2 separate regions of the Homo sapiens genome follow, and region 2 is linked to region 1. Evidence: read pairs that join two places in POLR2A ChIA-PET (ENCODE). Cell type or tissue: B cell. All regions are shown on one strand. Links, peaks and the distances in the headings refer to the core of each region. The heading gives the core; the rest is flanking DNA.

The links. ChIA-PET counts read pairs that join two places held together with the same protein. Peaks named below come from ENCODE experiments on the same cell type or tissue, not always from the same donor. Only the 100,000 strongest peaks of a DNase experiment are listed, where the experiment ranks them.
Region 2: POLR2A ChIA-PET joins it to region 1 with 12 read pairs; 3 of 35 experiments call an interaction of 5 or more read pairs at or near these places.

The regions. Positions count from the first base shown.
Region 1 is chr16:81,770,509-81,777,907 of GRCh38, reverse strand. LOC105369213 (a long non-coding RNA gene) reads right to left here. Exons shown (of 4, transcript NR_189584.1): 4 at 555-736. It also overlaps a transcript of PLCG2 not described here. Among named protein-coding and RNA genes, the nearest start is that of PLCG2, 5.1 kb to the left of the region's middle. In B cell, for the core only: no CTCF peak of the experiment used is centred there; a DNase peak (open chromatin) is centred at 3,417; H3K27ac peaks cover 2,800 bases.
Region 2 is chr16:81,497,946-81,505,344 of GRCh38, reverse strand. The region is part of intron 1 of CMIP (c-Maf inducing protein); the gene reads right to left. Among named protein-coding and RNA genes, the nearest start is that of MIR7854, 32 kb to the left of the region's middle. RefSeq lists enhancers at 1-99, 7,368-7,399. In B cell, for the core only: no CTCF peak of the experiment used is centred there; a DNase peak (open chromatin) is centred at 3,924; H3K4me3 peaks cover 1,429 bases; H3K27ac peaks cover 4,429 bases.

The DNA.
Region 1 (7,399 bases), core at 1,407-6,406:
GTAGCTGGGATTATAGGTGTATGCCATCATGCTTGGCTAATTTTTTGTATTTTTACTAGAGACGCGGTTTCACTATGTTGGCCAGATTGGTCTCAAACTCCTGACCTCAAGTGATCCACCCACCTTGGCCTCCCAAAGTGCTGGGATTACAGGCATGAGCCACTGCACCCGGCCTGTTATAGCGTTTTTTAATTGAGGAATATCACTCTCACTGTCAATGTTGTATCCCAAGCCATAGGACTCGTTTGTGACTTCACAAGATCTGTGGATTCATTTCTTTCAGCACTCCCAACTGGCGTGTATAGCTGTGCTCATCACCACAGATCACTTAACACATCAATTTTTTAAAGAGATCTTGGAAGGACTCATTATGACATCAACCACTTGAAGTCATTGGGCCAATTCCCCAGGAAAAATGACTACATCTAGGGGCAATTCCTTTGCCTCACTTTTTTTTTTTTTTTTTTTTTAGAACTTCAGCTTGTATTTATTTCAACCAATCTTTTTCACACTTTTGTTTTAGTATGTGTTATATAAAGTACATAATATATTAGTTCAGTCATATATATGTATAATTTATTATTACAAAGTCTACATGGATAGGGGAGTGGGTTAAGTCTCTTGATGGCAAAATGAGATTGCATATAATCAGAATGTGTGGAGACCACTCTAGGGAGCCGTGGCTCCTAAAAGCCTATCTTGACAGATGCCAATTCTGGCTGGATTTTTCTCTCATCTGTGGGAAGCAAGCAAAAAAATAAGAACATGAAGAACAGGTTTCTCTGTTTAATCTATGCCTGTGAGCCTATAGTATTTTTGAGTTAAAATGTCCACTGTGTGTGAGATAATGGTCATCGTAAATGGCAGTTTGCTTTTTTTTCTTTCATGTTTTTAATTCATTTTCTTCTTTGGCTCATTTTTTGCTAACCAACCCCTAGCCCAACCCCACCCCCCAGGTGAACGACTGAAGGAATCAGTGGATTGAAAGAGAGTACTGGAGGCCCTTCATCTCTTTCTCAAACTCTAACTTGGTTGTTCAAAATAAAAATAATCTGCCAGGTGCAGTGGCTCATACCTGTAATCCCAGCACTTTGGGAGGCCAAGGCAGGCGGCTTACCTGAGATCAGGAGTTCACGACTATCCTGGCCAACATGGTAAAACACCCTCTCTACTAAAAATACAAAAATTACCCAGGCATGGTGGCACACACCTGTAGTGTCAGCTACTCACGAGTCTGAGGTAGCAGAATCGTTTGAACCCAGAAGGCAGAGGTTGCAGTGAGCCAAGATGGTGCCACTGCACTCCAGCATAGGTGATAGATCAAGACTCCATCTCAGAATTAACAATCGTCGTCATCATCAAGGCGGCAGGCGCTGTTCTGGGAGGACTCTAATGTAAAATGACACTTCTTTTCCCAAGGATAATAGGTGGGGAAGGAACCATTCTGTGTATTCTTTCTTTTCCATGGAATAAAATAGGTAGGGAAAGAAACCACTCTGAGCCGGGCGCGGTGGCTCACGCCTGTAATCCCAGCACCCTGGGAGGCTGAGGCGGGCGGATCACGAGGTTGGAAGATCAAGACCATCCTGCTTAACATGGTGAAAACCCGTCTCTACTGAAAATACAAAAACATTAGCCTGGCCTGGTGGTGGGTGCCTATAATCCCACCTACTCAGGAGGCTGAGGCAGGAGAATGGCCTGAACCCAGGAGGTGGAGCTTGCAGTGAGCCGAGATTGTACCACTGCACTCTAGCCTGGGCAACAGAGTGAGACTCCGTCAAAAAAAACAAAAAAGAAAGAAGGAAAAAAAGAAAGAAAGAGAGAGAGAGAGAGAAAGAAACCACTCTGTGGGTTCAGACATATGAGGTAGAAAGGCCCTGTCACAGGTTAGCTGTCAGAGGGCTAGAGTGGGTTAAGTCAGTGGGTGGTGGGGGCTGGATTTGAACCTCAGCCTGTCTGGTGTCAGAGCCCATGGGCATGCTGACCTGCCACCCATCCCCAGATTAATAAGAGGCATTCAGGCAGGGAGATGTGAGTTTGTAACCACTCTACATAGATGCACAAATGGGTCAGGAAGTGACCTCAAAGGGTAGAGGGATCTTTCTTTTCCTTTTCCTACAAAAGAAAGAAAAAGGGAAGTGGATAGGTAAGAAAGAATAACCTGAAAGAAAATTACATTTTAAGCTGAATCATCTTGACTCTTTGTATTCTGTGTTGCTCACCAGTCCTTGGGCATACAAATGCTTTTCCCTATTACCCTCTTCTCTTTGCTGGCAGCCATGGTGCATTGGACCATTAGCCTCTCTGGGTATCAGTTTCCTCATTATTATACCTATGGGTATCAGAAATGTACCTACATCTGAGGGGGACTGTGAGATGAGGGAGGTAAAGCCCTCATCCCCATGGGGCAAAACCAAGGCTGACTATTTTAGGAATTGTTACTGGGAAGAAGAAGACCTCCTGTGAAAGCATGAACTTGGAAACAAGGAATCTGGGCTCCAGTTCCAAGTCTGCCCCTTCCTTAGTTTTATGGCTGTGGGCTGCTCAGCCACCCTCTTTGGACTTAATTTCCCCATCATAAGACCCACCTATAGCATATGCAGAATTAGCAAATCTACAGAGACAGAACGTAGATCAGTGGTTGCCAAGGACCAGGAAAGCAGAGAGCGGGCCTATCGGAAGGTAAAAGATAAGGGGTACAGGGCTGCTCTTTGGGATGATAAGAATGTTCTAAAATGGATTGTGACGATGGCTGCTCAGCTCTGTGAATGTGCTGAAGCCTCTGTACTGTACACTTTACATGCATGAGTTGCATGGGATGTGAATTATATCTCAAGAAAGCTGTTTTGAAAAATATCTGTGGACTGGGCACATTGGCTCATACCTGTAATCTCAGCTATTTGGGAGGCTAAGGAGGGTGGACCACTTGAGCCCAGGAGTTCAAGACTAGCCTGGACAACATGATGAGACCTCCATCTCTACAAAAAACTTTAAAAATTAGCCAGGCCTGGTGGAGTGAGCCTGAGTCACAGCTACTCGGGAAGCTGAGGCAAGAGGATCACTTAAGCCCAGGAGGCAGAGGTTGCAGGCAGTGAGCCGAGATCATGTGCCACTGCATTCCAGCCTGGGCAACAGAGTAAGACCCTGACCAAAAAAAAAAAAACACCCTTAGAGGGTTATTTCAAACCCAGACCTCCTTTCCCCTCCTCCACCACCACCTCCAAAGGCAGTGACCAGGCTGAGGTCCACCGCCCTGCCCCAGGGAACCTCGCCAACCCTACCCCTCTACCCCCACAGCCAAAATGACCAGAAAACCCCCTGGAGCCCTTGAGTCTAGTTTCCTTTCCCAACATTGTTCAGAGAAGCACACATCCGTGGCGACGAGCCGAGTCCCAGCTGCTGGCTGGCAGGCCTCTGTGAGAGGAAGTACCACCCAGAATGGGCTTTCAATGGGGTTAGGCCTCACTGCTTCTGGAGGTAGGGGAGGGCAGACCCCTCTGCTATTTAAATTGTGGCCAGCTTGGTGGAGCCCCCGGTTTAATGGTTTTGTGGGTTTTGTTTTGTTTTGTTTTTTTTACTGCCCAGGCTGGAGTGCAGTGGTTGGATCTCAGCTCACTGCAACCTCTGCCTCCTGGGCTCAAGTGATTCTTGTGCCTTAGCCTCCTGAGTAGTTGGGACTACAGGCGTGCATCACCACGCCTGGCTTTTTTTTTTTTTTTTTTTTTTTTTTGTATTTTTAGTAGAGACGGGATTTCACCGTGTTACCCAGGCTGATCTCAAACTCCTGAGCTCTGGCAGTCCACCCACCTCAGCTTCCCAAAGTGCTAGGATTACAGGCATAAGTCACTGTGCCCGACCCATGGTTTTGCTTTGAGCACCTCTAACCTGGAGTCCTGGTGGAGCTCATTTATTCATTCAACAAACATTTGCGGAGTGCCTGCAAGGGGCCAGGCACTCCCAGGCTCCAGGGATATAGCAGCAACCATCAAAGTCCTGCATGATGGGCACAGAGTGTAGTTGGAGGAACACAAAAAGGGGGCTTTGGAGTGAGACAGAGCTGGTTCCAGTCCCAGTCGCTCACTCTCTGTAGCTCTGCACAGCATTTGCAGCCGCTGTAAGCTTCACTTTCTTCTTTGGTAAATAGGGCTGCTGTGGAGGAGTGAGTCTGCGAACGCATATCCAAGTCCTGGGCATGGATCCTGGTTAGATGGGACCCCTGGAGCTGACTCAGTAGTCACTACATTGCAATGAACTCTCAACATGCGGACCCTGTTATGCTAAGAACCAGACTGCAACCAGGCATTTGCCAGGCCCCAAACCTCATGTAAAATCAAGACAGCCAGTTGAAAGCCAAGAGCAATAGTGTACAAGAGCAGCTGAAAACATGGGACACAGAGACAGGTGGGCCTCAGTGTGAATCCCAGCTCTGCCTCTTACCCCCCTGTGTCTCCAACAATGTAATAGTCTCTGAGCCTCAGTTTCCCAATCTGCACTGCTGAAGACAAAAGCCCCTCGTTCTCATGTCTGGAGTCTCCACTAGGACGTATTCAGCTTCCACAAAAAGGCTATCAATGATCTCACATTGCTGGAAGCCCAGGAGTGGTTGGGGTGCAGACAAGGTACACTGAGAAGTTCAAGTGTGTCAACAGGGACACCGATTATTTCCACATCTGCCACTCCTGGCAACCAGACCTGAAAGGGAAGAGACTGAAAAGAGTACACCTTTTCCCAACGCCCCCCCACACCCAGCATGCTTTCCCTCTGTCTCATTGGCCAGAAATGGGTCACAAAGCCTGCTCTGCCTCAGTCACTCTCCAAGAAAATGGGATTTTCCACATTTGGCAGTATATTTAGGATGGATCAGCTTCCCCCACATCATGAGAGGATGCCCAAGAGTATGTGGCCAAACAGGGCAGCTGTCGGCAGGGGCAAGGGGAGATGGTGTCAGGCAGGCAGTCTGCAGGGTCCTGCAGTGGTCATAGGCTGCACCAGGCAGCTGGCACAGAGCAAGAAGGCATCCGAAGGTCTCCCTTTTGTTCCCACCACAGACCAGCAAGCCAAGCTTCCTTTCTTAGCCTTTTCAGTCATTCTTTTTTTTGGAGATGGAGTCTCACTCTATTGCCCAGGCTGGAGCACAGTGGCATGATCTTGGCTCACTGCAACCTCCACCTCCCTGGTTATCCTGCCTCAGCCTCCCGAGTAGCTGGGATTACAGGCATGCACCACCACACCCAGCTTTTTTTTTTTTTTTTGTATTTTTAGTAGAAACAGGGTTTCACCATGTTGGCCAGGCTGGTCTTGAACTCCTGACCTCAGGTGATCCACCCACCTCGGCCTCCCAAAGTGCTGGGATTATAGGCGTGAGCCACCGTGCCTGGCCCCTTTCATTCATTGGACAAACACTGAGCCCTTATTTAATACCAGGCCCCGTGTCTTACCTTCCAAAGGCTGCCGTAACAAATTACCATGAACTTGGTGACTTAAAAAAAAATAGAGATATATCATCTCACAGTTCTGGAGGCCAGAAGTCTGAATGCAAGGTGCCAGCAGCAGCACTGGTTCCCTCCTTAGGCCCTAGGTGAGAATCTGCCCCACGCCTTTCTCCCGGGTTCTGTGGTTGGTGGTGATCATGCGCTCCTTGGCTTGGAGCTGCATCACTCTAACTCTGCCTCTGTCTTCTCATGGCCCTCTGCTCTCTGTCTCAAATACCCCTCTCCTTTCTCTGGTAAGAACACCAGTCCTCTGATTGAGTGTCCACCCTGAATCCAGGATGTTCTCATCTTGAGATCCTTAACTTAATTACCTCCATAAAGACCCTATTTCCAGCCTTGCACCAGTGGCTCACACCTGTAATCCCAGCACTTTGGGAAGCCGAAGTGGGCAGATCACTTAAGGCCAGGAGTTTAAGACCAGCCTGGCCAACATGGTGAAACCCCGTCTCTACTAAAAATACAAAAAGTAGCCAGGCGTAGAGGCACAGCCTGTAGTCCCAGCTAGTTGGGAAGCTGAGGCAGGAGAATCATTTGAGCCCAGGAGGTGGAGGTTGCAGTGAGCGGAGATCCTGCCCTGGCACTCCAGCTTGGGCAAGAGAGAGAGACTCCAACTCAAAAAAACAAACAAACAAGCAAACAAAAACAAAAACAAACCTTATTTCCAAGTAAGGTTACATTCACAGGTGCAGGGTTTAGGACTTAGTTTTTTTGTTGTTGTTTTTTTTGGGTGGGGGGTTGGGGGGGGTCACAATTCAACCCACTGTACCCTATATTAGGCAAATAGATTAGACCTATTTACCTCTCAATGGGGAGACAGCAGGAAGAGGCATTTACTATCACAGAATGGCAAGAGCTGAATTAGAGGGACAAATCAGGCAAGGGCTAATCCTCTGCCTCATGGAGCTGCGAAGACTTCTCAGAGGAGGTAACCTCAGAACTGGGTCCTGAGGGATGAGCAAGAGTTCTCCAACAGCACCAGAGAGAGGGAAGCTTTGTCTAAAACAAGGCTGTGTTTCACAAAACTCATCAGTGCTTTTAGAAGTCAGAATAGTCCTGGCTACTTGGGAGGCTGAGATGGGAGGATCCCTTGAGCACAGGCGTTTAAGGCTGCAGTGAGCTGTGACAACACCAGTGTACTCCAGCCTGAGCAACAGAAAGAGACTTTTTCTCACACACAAAAAGAAGTCAGAATAGAGAATCTCACTGCCTTGGAGGCAGCAGAAGGAAGGACCTTGAGGGCTGCGATGTTCTAGGTTTTGATCTTGTGGTCACATGGGTTAGTCACTTTATGAAAATGTACTGAGCTCTGTACTTATGATCTGGGCCTTTTATTTATTTATTTATTTTTTTTTTTTTTTGAGATGGAGTCTCGCTCTGTCACCAAGGCTGGAGTGCAGGGGCATAATCTCGGCTCACGGCAAGCTCCACCTCCCGGGTTCACACCATTCTCCTGCCTCAGCCTCCCGAGTAGCTGGGACCACAGGCACCTGCAACCACGCCCAGCTAATTTTTTGTTTTTTTAGTAGAGATGGGATTTCACCGTGTTAGCCAGGATGGTCTCGATCTCCTGACCTCACGATCCGCCCGCCTCGGCCCCGCAAAGTGCTGGGATAACAGGCGTGAGCCACCGCGCCCGGCCTGATCTGGGCCATTTTATGCACGTTATACCTCAACAGAAAGTTAGTATTATTATTTTGATACAGGGTCTCACTCTGTAGCCCAAGCAGGAGGGCAGTGGCGCAATCTCAGCTCACTGCAACCTCTGCCCTCTCCGCCGGGCTCATACAATCCTCCCACCTCAGCCTCCCAAGTAGTTGGGACTACATGCACACATCACCAAGCCTGGCTAGATGTTTGTATTTATTTATAGAGACAAGGTTTCATCGTGTTACCCAGGCTGGTCCTGA
Region 2 (7,399 bases), core at 1,279-6,278, 270 kb after region 1:
AACAACATGGCCTCCACACAGGCCCAGTTCTCTCCTTTTTCAGAACACATGAGGGATTCCACTTCCCTTCCCTCTTCACCCACCCCTATAAATTATAGGTGTGGCTACGTGACTTGTGCTGGCCAATGAACCATGAGCAGTGATGTGTGTCCTGTACAAGTGGCCACACCCCCGTCCTGCCTCCAGGACAGCAGAAGCACATGTTGAGACGGGCCCTCCATCGGCTGGGTCACTGCACGATCAGATGAGCAAGGCTCCCGACTGATGTGCCCTGGACATTTAGCATGAAGGAGAAATAAACCTCAGGTGTGTTGAGCAGCTGCGCTGCCCGTTACCGTTGCACAGCCCAGCCTCACTGGCTGATTCAAGGGGTCAAAAGAGCAGGGTCTAAAGCAGCACTTTCCAAACTGTCTGTGGGAAAAGACCCATTTTTATTTTCTTTCCAATCCACTGTAAACCAATATTTTTGAAAACTATAATGAAAATTTCATTGGAATGTCAAAATGCTAAAAGGGTTCCACACCCTCACTCTTGCTCTCCTCATTTCTCTCCCTAGAGGCTGGTAACAAGCTCTGCAGATAGGCACAGACTGGGACCACTCGTGGAATGGCACAGACCGTGGAGCACACACAGCACAGGTGGGCTGCAGGCCCACCGGCCATTTTTTCTTTTCTTTTCTTTTTTTTTTTTTTTTTTTTTTTTTGAGACGAGTCTCACTCTGTCGCCGAGGCTGGAGTGCGATGGCACAATCCTGGCTCACTGCAACCTCCATCTCCTGGGTTCAAGCGATTCTCCTGCCTCAGCCTCCCGAGTAGCTGGGATTACTGGCACCCACTACTACACCCGGCTAATTTTTGTATTTTTAGTAGAGACAGAGTTTCACCATGTTGGCCAGGGTAGTCTCAAACTTTTGACCTCAAGTGATCCACCTGCCTTGGCCTCCCAAAGTGCTAAGATTACAGGCATGAGCCATGGTGCCCAGCCCCGCTGGCCATTTTCTATTTTCTTTTTTCCTTTTTTTGAGACAGTCTCACTCTATCACCAAGGCTGAAGTGCAGTGGCATGATCTCAGCCCACTGCAACCTCTGCCTCCCGGGTTCAAGCGATTCTCCTGCCTCAGCCTCCCAAGTACTTGGGATTACTGGCGCCCACGACCACGCCAGGCTAATTTTTGTATTTTTAGTAGAGAGGGGGTTTCACCATGTGGGCCAGGCTGGTCTCAAACTTCTGACCCCAAGTGATCTGCCTCCCTCGGCCTTCCCAAGTGCTGGAATTACAGGTGTAAGCCACGGCGCCCAACCCCACTGACCTTTTTCTAACACTGGTGAAATAACTGAACCTTCCCAAGCCTCACCTCTCCATTTATAAAATGACAGTTGGCATGTGAGGATTTAAATATAAAGTCCATGGAGCACAGGGCCAGGTGTGAACACGCCCTCATTACATGTCAGCTACTCAGCCACATCCTGCCCTGTTCCCAGGTGATGACGTCTGTCACTGACAGGCCTGGTGATCCGCTCAGGGATCTGGAGGGGTGCCATGGGGTTCAGGCAACCTCAGAACAAGGCAGTGGGTTGAGATTCAGAATTCACTTCTAGACATCCACAGTGAGATAAGGTGACCAGACTGGCACCTCAATGGGGCAGAAGGCCAGGCGCGGTGGCTCAGGCCTATAATCCCAGCACCTTGGGAGGCCAGGGCAGGAGGATCGCTTGAGCTCAAGAGTTCAAGAACAACCTCAGCAACACAGAGAGACCTGTCTGTACAAAAAAATTTAAAAATTAGCCAGGTGCAGTGGCATGTATCTATGGTCCCACCTACTCGGGAGGCTGAGGTGGGAGGATGGCTTGAGCCTGGGGGGTCAAGGCTGCAGTAAGCCATAATTGTTGCCACTGCACTCCAGCCTGGGTGCACAGAGACCCTGCCTCAAAAAATAAAAATTAAAATAAAGGGATCAGAGGTATCTGGGACTAGGCAGGCGACCCAGTGATCCACTGAGACCAGGGATAACACTGACTGCTCATACCAGGGGGAAACTCTTCACCATCAAGCACCCGGCTGTCACACAGCAGAGCCACAGATGATGACCCAGGGCTGTGTTCACTCCAGAGCAGGGTAACCATGTATCCCGGTTTCCCTGGGACTGAGGGATCTCCTGGAATTCAAGACTTTCAGTATAATTGGGACAGTATTGGGCAAATCAGAACAAACTGGTCACCGTACTCCGGGGCCTGTGTTCTTTAGCTGTAATATTTAGGTTGTGCTGAACTAGGGCAGCTCTTTAATGAAACATCAACGAGGAGGCCAGAGTAGATCTCTGGCTGCTTAACAGACTGCCTGGGAAAGCCACATCCCACGACATCACGCAAACATATCTAAGGACAGAGAGACAGGGCGTGATGGATGCAGCAGCAAAGACAAAGTGATTACCCGGCATTGCAGGGACAGCAGTGGCTCCGCACAGCCTGGGGACTGGCTCTGCCCTGAGGCCTGTTCAGGAATGGAAATTTCTAAATACTGGTCACATAGCCAGAAGGCTTTTTCTTGCTTCTTTTTTTGTTTTGTTTTTTGCATTCAAACAATAGGTAATCAGAATCTGCTTAGTTAACAGCCATATTGTCATAATTTGCCAAACAAAGCAATGGGAATATGATGATAACGGTAACACTTGACATTTCTCACAAGGGCAGGTCTTGGATGTGACTTCATTTCCCAGAGCCTGCTGGCTGTCTTCTTTTGTCTGAGTCCTCCCCATCCTCGCCCAGCCATCAGCATGACGCCCAAATGCCTGGCGCACGTGACAGGCCCATGGATCGCTGAGCGAATGAGTTAATGAACGAGGACATCTCCGTTCTGCGGGTAACCCAGGCACCCCCAGGCGAGCCAGGCTGGGTGCTCTGTGGCCATGTCACCTCCCCCTCCATTGCTCACATGGAGGCAGTGCCACCATGTCCCCAGGATTGTCCTGAATACTCAATACATAAGTTGACCATGTAATCTATGAATGAAATGAAGCGTCACTGATCACTTTACTAGGACTACAAGTGTAAACTGGGACTGTCCAGGCAAAACAGGACAAGTGGTCACCTCACTGATGTAGCATCTCACCTAATCCTTGTTATGCTGCAACTGTCAGCCCAGGTCCCGGGTCCAGACTCCATGGTCTGAAGCCCAGCCCTGCCTCCTAGCAGCTGGGTACGTTACTTAACCTCTCTGGGCCTCAGTTTCCTCATCGGAGCTAGGCAGTAGCTGCCCCTTAGGGCTGCTCTGCAGACTACTCTATTTAATAGTTGCAACACTTAGAATAGGGCCTAGCATATAGTAGGCACCACTCATGTGTTGACTGAATAAAAAAGTCCTCCCATCATCCCCAGGATTGTTGCCATTTCATAAATCAGGCAAGGAAGGCACAAGGACTTAAGTCACTTGCCGGTTAGTAGCAGAATGGCTCACGCCTGTAACCCCAGCACTTTGGGAGGCCGAGGTGGGCGGATCACTTGAGGTCAGGAGTTCGAGACCAGCTTGGCCAACAGGGTGAAATCCCGACTCTACTAAAAATACAAAAATTAGCTGGGTATGGTGGCATGCACCTGTAATTCCAGCTACTCGGGAGGCTGAGGCAGGAGAATTGCGAGAACCTGGGAAGCAGAAGTTGCAGTGAGCTGAGATCACGACACTGCACTCCAGCCTGGGCGACAGAGCGAGACACCGTCTCAGAAAAAAAAAAAAAAAAAAAGAACCAGAGTCAAACCTAAGCATCAATGCCCATGCCACACCCATCCTGAGATCCTGCCCCCGACCCCACTCCACCCCCAGCTACCGCATTTTCTCTCCCCATTCAAGAATTTAGGGCTGTTCTGCAGATGACGCTATTTAATAGCGTAACCTTATAAGTCAAGTAAGAAGGAGTGCAAGGAGCCCGATACAATGCGTGGCACAGGGCACTGCCAGAGCTCCCCCTGGGGCCAAAGAGGGGCTTCAGGTCCCCTGAGGCTGTGTGGCACACGCAAAGCAGGAGGCACCAGTCCCAAAATAGGACGGGCATTTGCTGCCCGTGCGTCACAACCCAAAGTTGTTCTCCTTTTCTCTTCTTGCCAAATTACTCGATCTCAGAAATTCCTTAGCAAGACAAGACTGAAATGCAATCTCCAACCCCATCAGGCCCAGTGGAATTTCACCAACACAAATTACTGCGTTCTCCAGGAAAACGGAGGACGCTGGCCTGAAGTTTCAGATTCTCAGTAGGTCTTAGAAAGCTCCGGCACTTGAGCAGCTCCTGGAAGTGGCAGGAAGTGGTTTGCCTTTGCTTATTTTCCAAAGGATAACCACCAGATTTGCTCGTAAAAACTTGCTAACCAATTGGCAGAGGGCACCTGCGCAATCCAATGATTTCTCATATCCTGGGTTTTTCTTCTCTTGTTAGTTCAACTCGTGAGGACTTCAAAGACGCAGATGCACAAGGCTTGGCTTGGCACATGCAAAGAAGGAAGGAAAGAAAGAAGGAAGGGAGGGAGGAAGGGAAGGACAGAGAGGGAGGGAAAGGAAACAGTGGGCCGGGGAGGGCACAGTGGCTCATGCCTGTAATGCCAACACTTTGGGAGGCCAAGGTGGGTGGATCATTTGAGGTCAGGAGTTCAAGATCAGCCTGGCCAATATGGTGAAACCCAGTCTCTACTAAAAATACAAAAATTAGCTGGATGTGGTGGCACGCGCCTGTAGTCCCAGCTACTCAGGAGGCTGAGGCAGGAGAATCACTTCAACCCGGGAGGCAGAGGTTGCAGTGAGCGGAGATCGCACCACTGCACTCCAGCCTGGCGACAGAGTGAGACTCCATCTCAAAAAAAAAAAAGAAAGAAAGAAAGAAAAGGGGGAGGAAAGAAGGAGGGAGGGAGGGAGGAAGGGAGAGAGAGAGAGGGAGGGAGGGGAGGGAGGAGGGAGAGAAGGAGAGAGAGAAGGAGGAAGGGAGGAAAGGAGAGAGGAAGGGAGGAAAGGAGAGAGGGAGGGAGGGAGGGACAGAGGGAGGCAGGGAGGGAGGGAGGCAGGAAGGAAGGAAGGAAGGAAGGAAGGAAGGACGGAAGGAAGGAAGGACGGAAGGAAGGAAGGAAATTTTGATAAAGAATCAAAATTCACCAAAAGAATCGTTAAGCCACAGCCCATGGCGTCATGTTCACCGATGCTCAGGCAGGACTGCGCACCAGCTCTAAAAGTCGCCAGAGGCTGGGGCTGGCAGGACACAGAGTGAGGGAGGGAAAGAGGAGCAGAGACCAAGGAGTGGCTGAAGAAGGCCGATTGCCCCAGGGAGACTGGGTATGTTCTGCATCAGGAGAGAGAAGGAAGAAAGGGCTCCTCCAGAAGTCAGCAGCCCAAGCAAAGCAGAGGAGCCAGGTGAAGCCCAGAGTGCGTGGGGCGCCCCGGAAGGCAAGGGCAGAGGAGTTTGGATGCCTCCCATAGGGCCAAAATAGGAGAGTCTCGCCCGGGCTGACAAGCCCAGACTTGAATCTGAATGCCACAGGCAACAACTGCGAGTTGCTGGGCAGGACCGGAGCTGCCGCCCCCAAAACTGTTTCAGATTCAGAGGGCGCTGCTGGGTAAAGGAGGGGTAAAGGACTGGACGGGGAAGCTGAGTCTCCTCCACCACTTCTCAGGAAGCCTTTGGGGAGCCACCTCTGCTCCCCGGGCAGAGGCCACATGCCAGCCCAGTCTGCTAAGGACATTCCCAGATTCTTGGAGGCTGGGATGGGGGCACGTGTCCTGGGCCAGCCCAGAAGATGGATGACAAGGAAGCTACATGGGCGCCGGGACAGGCGGATGCTAAGGTGAGGAGACAGCTCAGCCAGGGCTGCCTCCCACTCAGAGGTCATCGCCAGGTCCAGATCTGTGCAGTCACTTCCCTCCCGAACTGGGCACTTGGGAGAAATCAGAGAATATCCTAGAAGGGACTCTGAAAGGGAGCTGGAGATTGGGGCGAGGCTTGGGGCACATGTGTACATGGGTGTGCAAGTGGTGTGTGTGTGCAGAGACAAGTATGTGTGCCGAGTGTCCTTCCATGCATAGGTGTGAGGCATGTGCATCCATGACCTTGAGATTGAGTGCTCATGGCCATATGTGTATACGGTGAGGGGGTGTGGCCATGCTGGGACACGTTCACAGTGTGAATGGTGCATGCATGCACACACATCTTCAACAGGCAAACAGCATCGTGTCAGGGCCAAGAGCCTGGACTGAAGCCTTGAGCACACGATCTAGCTTCTCTACACCGATCTAACTGCTCTACACCTCAGTTTCCTCATTTGTAAAATGGCGCTAATAACAGAAACTACCTCCTAGTGTTGATAGGGGGATTAAATACATTTGAATTTGTAAAGCACTCAGATGCTTGTACATGGGGTCCTACTAAATGGTATGCATGTGTGTGTTAAAAAATAAATGCATACGTGTGGGTGAGTGGTCGCACAGCTGGGAACCTGTATGTATGGAGAGGTGTGCACGGTGTAAACTAACTGGGACTGTGTGCACACGCAGGGGCAGGAAGATATGGGCTGGGTGTGCACGGATGTGCAAGAGGGAGGTGTGTCTGCCCGTTTGCAAACGTGTGGACTGTGTGTATACATGACGCCTGGGGGAGTGCATGCCAGGGCCCAGGACATGTGTGCTCAAGGACCATGGGGTGTATGCATGCACACACGTGTGTGCTCGTGGGGTATGCAAGTGTGTGCAGCCATGTTCTGGGGCACACATGTGTGGGCACCTGGGCAGGGGCATGGAGGGATGGGAGCCATGAGTCAGGTGGAAGGACCCTCTCAGAGTGAGGCGCGAGGAGCAGAGGCCTGATAACCCCCGTGAGAAAGCAGGACCACTGGGCAGAGGCAGAGTGGCCCCCTCAGAGCTGCCGAGCAGCCCCAGGGGGACTCGGTGCAGAGGTGAGGACCCAGACCAAAAAGGCCGGGGGACAAGGGCCGCATCTCACTCAGGCCTGTGCCCAGCCCCCGGCACTGGACCGTCCTCAGGAAGCTGGAAAGGAAGGAAGGAGAGAATGTGCCCAAGGGAGGGACACAGACCCCAACATGACAAGCACCATCCTCAGGTCACGTCCTGGGGCTCCACATCCATCATTTCATTGAACCTTCTTGACTGTCCTAGAAGGAGCCACGTTTTCAGACAAGGAAGCCGAGTTCTATGGTTAAAACATCTGCCCAGAGGCCCACTGCTAGGGAGCAGCAGGTTCCAACCCAGCTGGGTCTGACCTCTGTCCTCAGAGCCACCATGGTACTCTGAGAATGAATGAATGAACCAACACATGCATGCATGAATGAATGAACAGACCAACAAAGAACAATGAAAAGGAAACCGAAACTTAGTGCCCGGAAGAGGAATAAAATAAGGGAAGCACCGGAGAGTC